Regions from separate parts of the Homo sapiens genome. Here all the other regions are linked to region 1. Evidence: chromatin contacts called from ENCODE Hi-C or POLR2A ChIA-PET data. All regions are on one chromosome and are shown on one strand. Each heading gives the region's core, a stretch centred on a gene start or an enhancer-like site at or near the end of the contact. The rest is flanking DNA. Distances are from core to core; before and after follow the strand shown.

What was found. A loop is a pair of places that touch in the nucleus more often than their neighbours do. ChIA-PET counts read pairs that join two places held with the same protein, here RNA polymerase II (POLR2A). Pooled maps may share reads with other maps.
Region 2: a loop to region 1 is called in a map of naive thymus-derived CD4-positive, alpha-beta T cell, with 24 times the contacts of the local background. The contact joins the promoter of MLLT10 here to the promoter of WAC-AS1 in region 1. A Hi-C loop is called at or near these places in 1 of 168 maps with a recorded cell type or tissue (naive thymus-derived CD4-positive, alpha-beta T cell) and 9 of 50 pooled maps. POLR2A ChIA-PET finds 5 or more read pairs at or near these places in 1 of 52 experiments (activated CD8-positive, alpha-beta T cell).
Region 3: a loop to region 1 is called in a map of B cell, with 38 times the contacts of the local background. The contact joins the promoter of CREM here to the promoter of WAC-AS1 in region 1. A Hi-C loop is called at or near these places in 2 of 168 maps with a recorded cell type or tissue (B cell and naive thymus-derived CD4-positive, alpha-beta T cell) and 6 of 50 pooled maps.

What each region holds. Positions count from the first base shown.
Region 1 is chr10:28,530,189-28,533,603 of GRCh38, forward strand. WAC-AS1 (WAC antisense RNA 1) reads right to left here and starts at 2,166. Exons shown (of 3, transcript NR_033805.1): 1 at 1,547-2,166. It overlaps WAC (WW domain containing adaptor with coiled-coil), which reads left to right and starts at 2,930. Exons shown (of 14, transcript NM_016628.5): 1 at 2,930-3,415. The coding sequence starts at 3,392. RefSeq lists silencers at 2,184-2,603, 2,974-3,123, 3,334-3,413 and enhancers at 2,330-3,013, 2,634-2,823.
Region 2 is chr10:21,532,593-21,536,007 of GRCh38, forward strand. It overlaps MLLT10 (MLLT10 histone lysine methyltransferase DOT1L cofactor), which reads left to right and starts at 1,640. Exons shown (of 23, transcript NM_001195626.3): 1 at 1,640-1,928; 2 at 2,053-2,212. The coding sequence starts at 2,053. RefSeq lists enhancers at 1,209-1,922, 2,638-3,350 and silencers at 1,288-1,817, 1,828-1,897, 2,008-2,347, 2,488-2,577.
Region 3 is chr10:35,125,151-35,128,565 of GRCh38, forward strand. CREM (cAMP responsive element modulator) reads left to right here and starts at 1,696. Exons shown (of 8, transcript NM_183011.2): 1 at 1,696-2,043. It also overlaps a transcript of CUL2 not described here. RefSeq lists silencers at 1,584-2,103, 2,164-2,303 and an enhancer at 2,664-2,733.

The DNA of each region.
Region 1 (3,415 bases), core at 916-3,415:
GAGAGAACAGAGGAGTGCGGGTTGTAAGATTTGAATCTCACGCCACTCCAGCATTTAGAGGCTGGAAAAGAAGGAGAAACCAGTAAGGAGTCTAAGGAACAGCCATTTGGGAAGGAAGAGAAGCAAGAAAGAAAATGAAATCCTGGTAGGCAAGATAAGGAACTTTAAGGAGAAGAAAGTTATCAGCTGTGTCAAATGCTGCTGACAAGTGGAGATGAAGACTGAGAAATAAAAATCAGACTTGAAAACATGGATGCTACAGATGATCTTGAACAGGTCCAGAAGTGTGGGAATGAAGTCTGTGGGTTCGAGAGAGAAGTAAAGATAAAGTATTTCTGTAAAGGAGAGCAGATCAGACTTTTGATAATGTGGTTTTATTTAGAGACAGTGTCTCACTGTCACCCAGACTGGAGTGCAGTGGCAAGATCTTGGCTCACCACAACCTCCGCCTCCCAGGCCCAAGTGATTCTCCTGCCTCAGTCTCCCGAATAACTGGGATTACAGGCGCACACCACCACACCTGGCTAACTTTTATATTTTTAGTACAGATGGGGTTTCAAAATGTTGGCCAGGCTAGTCTCAAACTCCAGACCTCAAAATGATCCACCTGACTTGGCCTCCCAAGGTGCTGGGATTACAGGCATGACCCACTGCATCCGGCCTATTTACTTTTTGAGACAGGGTCTCCCTCTGTCGTCCAGGCTGGAGTGCACTGGTGTGATCATGACTCACTGCAGTCTCGAACTCCTGGACTAAAGTGATTGTTCAGCTTCAGCCTCTGGGAGTAGCTAGGAATACAGGCATGCATCACCATGCCTGGCTACTTTTGAGCAAATGGTTTATACCAATTTCAGCAGACATCTAGTTATCAAACAAATTAGTAGTAATTTTGCTGCCAGTTTTCAAAGTTTCTATGAAATGTTATTTGTTGTACTCCTCTGATGTTTGTCTTCAATGGATTCACTACAAATATGTCAGAAATTACATGTTAAGATGCTACCGAATTTTTTTGTTTTCATAATTTCAGTCACTGTCAATTTTTTTTTTTAGTTACTGGTAGTTTAAGAGAGCATTAAATAGGCTTTTTATTGGTCTGCACATCTCCACAAACAGCAATAAGCTCTACATCTGGCAGATGGATGTGACAAATAAGATTATGTAATTAAAATTTTTTTTCCAACCAGTTGTGATTTCAGAGCCTTTCTCCCTACATCATTCCATCTCTCCATTCTATTAGGTCTAGCAATAACGTAACTTCTTGGATACCAAGTAAATCAGTTACTTTTTATTTTTTGGAGGGGGTTGTTTCTTCTGACTTGTTTACTATTTGCCTCTTCTGTGTTAATCACCTAATTATGTTTACCACAATTCTTTTCATTAAACTATGTTGCCTTACAAATAGTGCAAAAAAAAAAAAAAAAGTCAACCAATCACCCGAATACCACCACTCTCAACTAACGGTTGTTTGGTATACTTCACGTTTCTTCTCTCAATGTACCTGCAGCAGTACATAAAATCAAATTTGTAGCAATTTCACTTAACACACCTGAGAACTTTCACATGAATTTTCTTTCACCAATGGACTTCAGCGAGGAAGAAACAGAGGAGGGAAAAGTGAGAGATAAAGAGAGGGTGGGCAGGGCACCGCTGGGTATGGAAAACGTTAGAAAGGGATGGAAAACGTTAGAAAGGGGTGAAAAGCCGAGCGCAGTGGCTCACGCCTGTAATCCCAGCACTTTGGGAGGCCGAGGCGGGAGGATCGCTTCAGGCCAGGGGTTCGAGACCAGCCTGGGTAACACAGCGAGACCCTATCTCCGGAAAAACTTTTTTTAAAAAATTAGCCGGGTGTGGTGGTGCATGCCCGTGGTGCCAGCTACTTAGAGGGCTGAGGTGGGATGACCCGTAAGCCCCGGAGGTCGAGGCTGCAGTGAGCCGTGATCGCGTCACTGCACTCAGACTGGACGACAGCGCGAGACCTGTCTCAAAAAAAAATAACAAGGGGTAGGGTGGGGCAGTGAGATGGTTCAGCGTTGTTCCCAAGGAACTCATCTCCCTAAATTTCCAGTCTCAAGCGCCGCTTTCATTCCCTGCCCCGAGCGGCGCTCCCCGCTCCGTGCACGCATCTCCGCTGAGGGCCGCCCTGACGCACGGCCTTCTGCCTTGAACACAGAACCCCTCAGCCCTTCCTATTAGCCGTTTCTGGCCGGGACTGCACGCGCTCCTTCCTGCCTCGGGGCGCAGGGTGAGACTTACGTCTAAAGGGCGCCCGGCGAGCTCGCAGCAGCCCCTGCCCCGCGGAGGGCCGGTGGCGCGCGGCGTCCGGTGAGGGGCAGCGGCCCGGGCTCGGTTCCGGCTTCCAGCAGCGGCCCGAAGGCGCCGGAGCACGCTCCCCGCTCCCCAGAACGCAGCTTCCGCGGCTGCAGCCCAGGCAGCTCTTCGGGAAGCGTCCGCCCGTGGTCTCGCCAGGGGGTTTCCGACCTCCCCGCCCGACAGCGCAGGGGCGGGGGCCGCGGCCGGAGAGCTCGCCCGAGAGCACCCCCTCCCGCTGCGCCTCTGGGCGCACGCGCAGCCGCTGCAGCCTCCCTTATTTAGTCCGCGATGGCTTCCCTCGCGCCCCACCGTCCTCTTCCGGAAGGCGGCTCCCTCCCTGCGCAGCCCGGAGCCCCTGAGATCAGCCTCGAGCAGGCGCCCGAGCGAGACTATCCCTAAACGGGAACGGCGGTGGCCGACTCGCGAGTGAGGAAAAGAAGGAAAGGGCAGACTGGTCGCGAAGAGAAGATCCAGGCCTCAGAGGAGGAGAAAGGCCGGAGCCAGCCGAGGTTTGCCGAGGGCGGTGTTCCGGACCCGCGCGGTGCGGGGAGGAAGGCCGAGGGTGGGAGAGGAGGGGCCCGGCGGAAACTGCCGAGGTTTCCCGAAGGCGGCAGCGTCCGAGTTGCCCGGATGTAGTTGGTGGAGCGGCAGCGGCGGCACCAGCGGCGGCGGCGGCGGCGGGAGGAGGAGGAGGAGAAGAAGGACCAGGCGGCGGCAGCAGCGGCGGCGGCGGGGGGAGGAGGGGAGGAGGCGGCGGAGCAGGAGGAGGAGAAGGCGGAGGAGGCAGTCGCTCTCCGCGGGGCTGAGCCGGACGCGTCGTCTTGCCCCCCTCCCCCCGGTTCGCGGTGCCGCCGTGTAGTTGGCGCCGCTGCCCCGGCTGAGAGTGAGCGTGGTGTCGACGGAGGGAGATGGCCCGGGAGCGCCGGCGCCAGTAACTGGGAGCTGATGAGAGTCGCCGAGGGCGCGCCGGGCCCAGGTGCCGGGGCTGCCCGCCGCCCGCCGCCGCCGCCGCCTGCGCGCCCGCCCGCCTTTCGCGGCCGCTCTCCCCCCTCCCCGACACACACTCACAGGCCGGGCATTGATGGTAATGTATGCGAGGAAACAG
Region 2 (3,415 bases), core at 390-2,889, 7.0 Mb before region 1:
TCCAGAAATGTATTAATTGTTGTCACATCCCAAAAAAGAATTCATATTATGTAGTCTTGTAGTCACCTTTTCTAAATGCACTATGTGAATTCTCATTGTTTTAGTGTATATTTTAATTGCCATTACTTTGTATATCTCAGCTTTTAAAACATCTGAATTTGCTATATATGCTCTCATTGTGCTGTATACCTATTATCACTCTTACACAGATTTCTAGCAATTAATTTGAAATAGAAAAACAGCCATGATACCTTTTCTAACCCCCCTTTATCAGAAGAACATTTAGAAGGCTTTTAAAGCCCAAACCATTATATTATCTTTTGGCGACCGACTAGGAGAACTTGGGTTCTCTATGCTTTAGCACTGTGAAAGTGCATCTTCCAGATCAGCACATTTATAATGCGAATTGCTGATAAAGAACCATTTTGTACCTGCAAGGTATTAATCAAAAGTCATGAATTCGCCTTTTAACTGGGCTTGTCATTTAAACAATCTATGCATAATTCTGATTTCATGCGAAACTTTTCTAATTAGACATTTTTTGCTTAAACATCAATATTGGGCTTTACGGATGCATAAGGAATAGGCAGACAGTGGAAGATTTTAGTTTAAAAGTGCTCAGCATCCAGCTAATTAATCTATGCAGATAGGCCTAATCCATTTTCCATTTGTTTGTGAGGTGGGAGCTCTCATCTTTCTGCCACTTTTAAATGACCTCACATTTCCAAGTATAAATTTGGAGAAAAGACCCGGATCAGAGGAATCCTCCATCAAAACTGGACGCCACTGTCTGATGGCGTTAATTATGTTTTAGCGACTGACTAGGAGGGCTAGAGTTCCTTCTTCCTTTTGGTGTAATACAACTGCATTTTCCGGATCATCGTATTATATTGCTAATTCCGGATAAACCACCATTTGTCCTGCACACCGAGCTGAGGGGCGCCTTGGCGTTCCCTCTCCGAGTGCAGCCCTAACACAGGCTTTTGACCTTCAGCCTGGAATACACTTTCGTTTGTCATTGGGGCCCACGTAGTGCGAAAATGGGCGGCAGATTTGGTAGGACTTCCAGCGGGTGAACTTTGGGAAGAGTCCAGGACGTGAATTTAATGGGTGGAGTGGCTGCGGCAGCACTGTGAAGTTAGCGCGGCCAACTGCAGGAAGCCATGCTTCATTACACCCTTCATGGAAGCTGGCACACTCGCCCCACCCTCGTTTTCCACGGGCCAGTCTTGGAGGAAAAGGCCAGCAGGTAGGTTCCCAGGGCACGGAGATGATGCCCCCGGGGACTCCCCTCTGGCGATTCTGAGAAAACCCCTTCCCAGCCCTGGGCGTCCACCTCCCCCGCCACCTCCCAGGCCTCTTCCCGACGCTCACACGCGGCCCGCGCCACCAGCGCTGCAGAGGGCGGCCCTAACGTCCCCGCCCCCGCGTGCGCGCCCCCGCGCCCGTTCATTCCGGCCTCCGCGCGCCGCCGGCTCCCCTCGCGCCCACCCCCAGCACACCTCGGCGGCGGCGAGCGGCGCGGGGGAGGGGGACGGGGCCCCGGAGGTAGGCCGGGGGCAGCCAACAGGCCGCGGCAGCGCGCACGCAGGGCTAGCCTCGCCCAGGCCTCCTCCCTCACGCCGGCCGCAGGACGGGCGCGCACGCCAAGTGACGCTCCGAGGAGGAAGCGCAGCCCCCTTCCCCTCCCTCGCTGCCCCTGGCCCAGCGGGAGCCCCCCCTCCCCCCAGTGCGCCTGTGCGGAGGCCCTCTTGATTATGTGTGCCCTCTCCGGGCGCCCGCGTTAGCGGCCGGGTGGAGGTGGGGAGGGAAGACGCTGAGGAGGAGGAGGAGGCGGAGGAGGCGGTGGAGGGGAGGTGGGGGGAATCAGCAAGGACATGGCTCCTGACTCCTGTGCGGAACGTGAGTGACTGAGCGGCAAAGCCCGAGTGAGCGAGCGGTGGGCTGCCGGGCCGGGCGGGGGGCGCCGGGGCGGGCTCGGGGGGCTGTGTGGGGGGGAAGCACTAATCGGCTTGCATGTGTTTTTTAATGGTCCCCCCAACTCCCTCTTAGATGGTCTCTAGCGACCGGCCCGTGTCACTGGAGGACGAGGTCTCCCATAGTATGAAGGAGATGATTGGAGGCTGTTGCGTTTGCTCAGACGAGAGAGGCTGGGCCGAGAACCCGCTGGTTTATTGCGACGGGCACGGCTGCAGCGTCGCGGTGCATCAAGGTAAACACCCAACCGCCCGCCGGGGCGCGCCGGCCTGCGCCCAACGGTCACCGCCGCCCCCACCTGGGCCGCAACCGCCGGCGCCCCCGCCCCGTGCCGCGGCCGCGGGAGGGACGCGGAGGGTCCGCGGCGGGGCGCGGGGGGTGTGGGCCGCGCATGTGGGAGAAAGTGCGTGTGGCCCGGACTGTCATGTGATTCCGCTCTCACTCTCTCAAGTGTCATTCGGCCGCCGCCTGCGCCTGGGGCCGGGGTCTGCTGACTCGGCGGGGCGGGGCGGGGCAGGGCGGCGGCCGCGCCCTCGAGATCTGGGCCGGGGTGGGGGCGGGGGCGGGGGCGGGGGCGGTGCGCGCCCTTCCCGGGGTTCCCGGGGCCACGGGGGTGGGTTTGGGAGAGTGGAGCGCCCTCTTCTCCCCTGGCCTGCAGCCGCCTGTCTGCCGCAGTGTTTGGAGACTTCCTGTGGCGTGGAGACGGGCTCGGGAACGCGGCGCCAGTGTGGGGAGGCTGGGGGTCGCCTTGCCTCTTTAGATGGGGAGGGATGCGGGGCCCGTTGCACCCCGAGCCAGAAGGCTCGGGCCCTGCCGCCGCCGCCCGGTAGCTGTCTGCGGAGGAGATGGCGGAGTCCGTTGCTGACCATGCGGGAGTGGCGGGGCTGCTGCAGCGCCTGTGGGGTGGCCGCGGCAGGCCACCACCAGCCTAGGTGGCTGAAGAGGTGGCGGTGCCAAGTCACTTTTGGGGAGCCTCTTAGTTTATTTCTGGTTGTTAACAATTGATGAGGTTTTTGGATATACAAGAAGGCCGAGGACACTAGTAAGATACTTTTCTGGCCTTTGAAGTGGCCGACTTTTCCCCATTTCACGTGGTAAGGAATCCAGGACAAAACAGTCTATATTCTTTTTTGGTGGCTCCATGTCCCTTCGCATTTCTGAATCTGGCATTAAGCGATGCATATGTTTTTAGTAGTCTGTTGGAAAGGACTACCACCAAAAGGGAGACGAAAATTTGAACATCTGCTAAAGTGCATTTTGTAGAGAAACGAATGTCACACTTGGAAAGGGAGACTTTAGAAGCAGTGGTGATGATTCTGAGGTAGTGTACTTACTCTGAGAATGCTGTTTATTCCCAGACTTTTATTTTTTTACTTTTTATTTTGTTGAGACGGAGTCTTGCTCTGTCACCCAGGCTGTAGTGCAGTGGTGCCATCTC
Region 3 (3,415 bases), core at 446-2,945, 6.6 Mb after region 1:
ATTTAAACCCAGATCCAACTGCATGGTTTTTAAGTCTATTACATCTTACAGCAAGGGTATAGCAGAGGCCATGAACTGATGGGCTTGTAAGTATGTGTATCTCACCTCCAGTATTGATCTTTGTAAAAAAACAGATGAACAAAAAAATATGGTTTGTGCTTTCTGAACTTTATAATTAAGACTACATACATATGGGAGTAAAATACTGGCAAGAAAGGAAACCGTAGAGCAAATACTTTGCAAATAAGAAATTGCCATTCCTTTGATTCTTTTTGATTCATATGAACTCCTGTTACAGAGACAATTGTTGTGGATACATTCCCTTTGACCTACGAAAATTAGATTTGAACAAAGGTTCAGATTGGATTTAGATTAAGTCCTGCTCAGTGAAAATTATGAAAACACTCTGACACTACAGTAACTGATATGAAATAATAAATCCTCACTTAACATTGTCAATAGCTTCTTAGAAACTGGTTTTCAGTGAAACAACGTACAATGAAACCGATTTTTGTTATCATCAATATTATAACGAAATGAAAACAACACTGAATGAAAATTTTTTTGTGGACCTGCTGTAAGTTGTTTGGCTTAAAGCCATGATTTCTAAGAACCTATCGTTAAGTGAGGACCTACTGTACTCTATAACCATGCTGCTATTCTTTATTCCTGATATCCCATTACTTTTTTTATTTTTGAGATGGAGCCTCGCTCTGTCACCCAGACTGGAGTGCAGTGGAACGATCTCAGCTCACTGCAGCCTTGACCTCCCAGGTTCAAGCGATTCTCCTGCCTCAGCCTCCCAACTAGCTGGGACTACAGGCGTCTGCCACCACTCCTAGCTAATTTTTGTATTTTTAGTAGAGATGGGGTTTCACCATGTTGGCCAGGCTGCTCCTGACCTCAGGTGATCTGCCCATGTCTGCCTCCCAAAATGCTGGGATTACAGGCGTGAGCCCCCGGCCGACCTTTCTAATCTAAAAAAAAAAAAAGAGATGAAGTCTCACTGTGTTCCCTAGGCTGGTCTCCTGGGCTCAAGCGATCCTCCCACCTTGGCCTCCCGAAGTGTTGGGATTACAGGCCCGAGCCAGCGGGCCCAGCATGCGGACCATTTCCAGTCAAATACTGGGATAAACTGCAATAAATGACCCTAAGAAGCAGGTGAATTGTCTCAGGAGCTCAAGCTTCTTTTGGAGAAGGACTCAACCAGCTGTGACTGGCTGTGAATATGGAGGAAAAGGGCCACTAGTCAAGGTATGTAGATAGCTTTTAGAAGTCAGAAGAAGCACGCCTGCAGTCCCAGCTACTCAGGAGGCTGAGGCCGGAGGATCGCTTGAGCCTGGGGAGATAGAGGTTGCAGAGAGCCGAGACCACGCCACTGCAGCCCAGCCTGGACAGAGGTGAGACGCTCGCGGACCTTAGCTTGGGGTTGGCGGCGTTAGGAAGAAACCGACCTCGAGACCCTGAAGACCTGACAACAGCCGTTACTCTGGCTGACAAGTCATTGGATTTCTGGCGCACGCGCGGCGCGGCACGGGCAGCTTCCGGTTTCCAGCCTTGCCCCCGCCCCTACCTTCCGCCCCACCTCCAGGCTAGTTCCTCCTCTTGGCCCCGCCCCCTGACCTTCCTTCTCCCTATCCCTAGGCCCCGCCCCCTGACCCGCACCTTCCCGCCGCCCCTCCCCGGTTCCATTTCATTGTTGGATTGTGGCGCTTCACTCCTGCTGGCGGCCGGCAGGGGGCGGAGTTCGAGCCTGGATTTTTTTCCTCGGGGCCTCCCCCGGGAGGCCGTCCCGGCGTGGGGGAGGGGAGGACGGGGCGGGAGGACGCGGTTCGGTCGGCTGCAGCGCTACTTTTGGTCCGGGGTCGGCAGGGAGGCCGCGGCTACCGCATCACAGCTGACGTGAGGACTACGTGGGGCCGCTGCCGGCTCCGGGTTGCTGGGCGGCGGCGCCGCTGCTGAGCGGCGGTCGGGCTCGCCGTCTCCACCTCCTCGCGTCCGTAATCAGTGACGAGGTCCGCTACGTAAATCCCTTTGCGGCGGGTAAGTGGTGCGTCGGCTCCGGCCCCGAGACCCAGCAGCGGGCGACGCGGCGCAGGAGGTGGAGGTGGAGGCAGGAGGCGGAGCGGAGCCGGGTGCGGTGGAGCAGCAGAGGCCGAGCGGAGCCGTGGGCGGCGGGCCGGGACCCCGGGGCCGGGCCAAGGACTGGCGGGGCAGCCGCGAGTTCACCTGACGCGGCCCCTCGCTCGGCGCCCCCGAGGCCGCCGGCTCGCCGCCCCACGCCCGCTTCGTGCGCTCAGCTGCCCCGGGACCCGCCTGCCTCCTCGCGAACTTGGGACGAGTTGGAAAATCCTCCCTGAGAGAGCCGTGCGGCTCAGGGGAGCGGTTTAACTCGGAAAAGGAAAAGGAATCCAGAAGTAAGGACCTCGGATTTGAGTGCCCCCAGCGCCTCTGCCCCACTTTACGAGCGCAGTTTAGACGAAAGCGGACGCAGCCCGTTTTCCCCCAAAACCTGGGCCGGAGGGCCTCGCAGCTGAGTCATTCGGTCCCGGGCGCGGGCAGTCTCCGGAGTGGGAAGGGCAGAGCCGCGACCGCTCTCGGAAGGCGCATTTTCCCTTCTGCCTGAGTCTTGCCTTTTTAGGGCCATCTGGTAAGGTTTCCAGAGCCTGTTGAATCTGGGGAATAAACACATTATTAAACATACTTTTTTTTTTTGAGACGGAGTCTTGCTGTTACCCAGGCTGGAATGCAGGGGCATGATCTCGGCTCACTGCAGCCTCTGCCTCCTGGGTTCAAGCGATTCTCTTGCCTCAGCCTCCCGAGTAGCTGGGATTACAGGCATGCGCCACCACGCCTGCTAATTTTTGTATTTTTAGTAGAGATGGGGTTTTACCATGTTGGTCAGGCTGGTCTCGAACTCCTGACCTTCCACCCACCTCGGCCTCCCAAAGTGCTGGGATTACAGGCGTGAGCCGCCGCGCCTGGCCTCAGCATGTTTCTTGATCCTGTTGCGTTTTATTTGTATATCAGATACCTGAGTTTGAAATCACTTAGGGGTTTCCTGCATGCTGCTCAGTGAAGCAGCGGTGAGTTTGTAATCACATTTTAAGAAATTGGGACTTACAGGGCCAGTCTCAAAGTGTCACTGAAATTGAAAGAGCTCCTTTAACACTGTGGCTTACGTACGTGACTCAGTTTCCTTTCTACTTAATTTGCCGGGCAGATGAGGGTGTACCTTTCCCTTGAAACAAAGATCTAGATTGAACAGTGAGAGGTCCGCTGTGAACATTGCATCAGATTACATGAATAAACCACGCTGTTTTTTATTTGTTGTTTTTTTGTTTTTTGCTTTGAGCGCCACGTTTTTTTCCTAGTCTTTTTTTTTTTTTTTTTGAGACGGGGTCTCGCTCTGTCG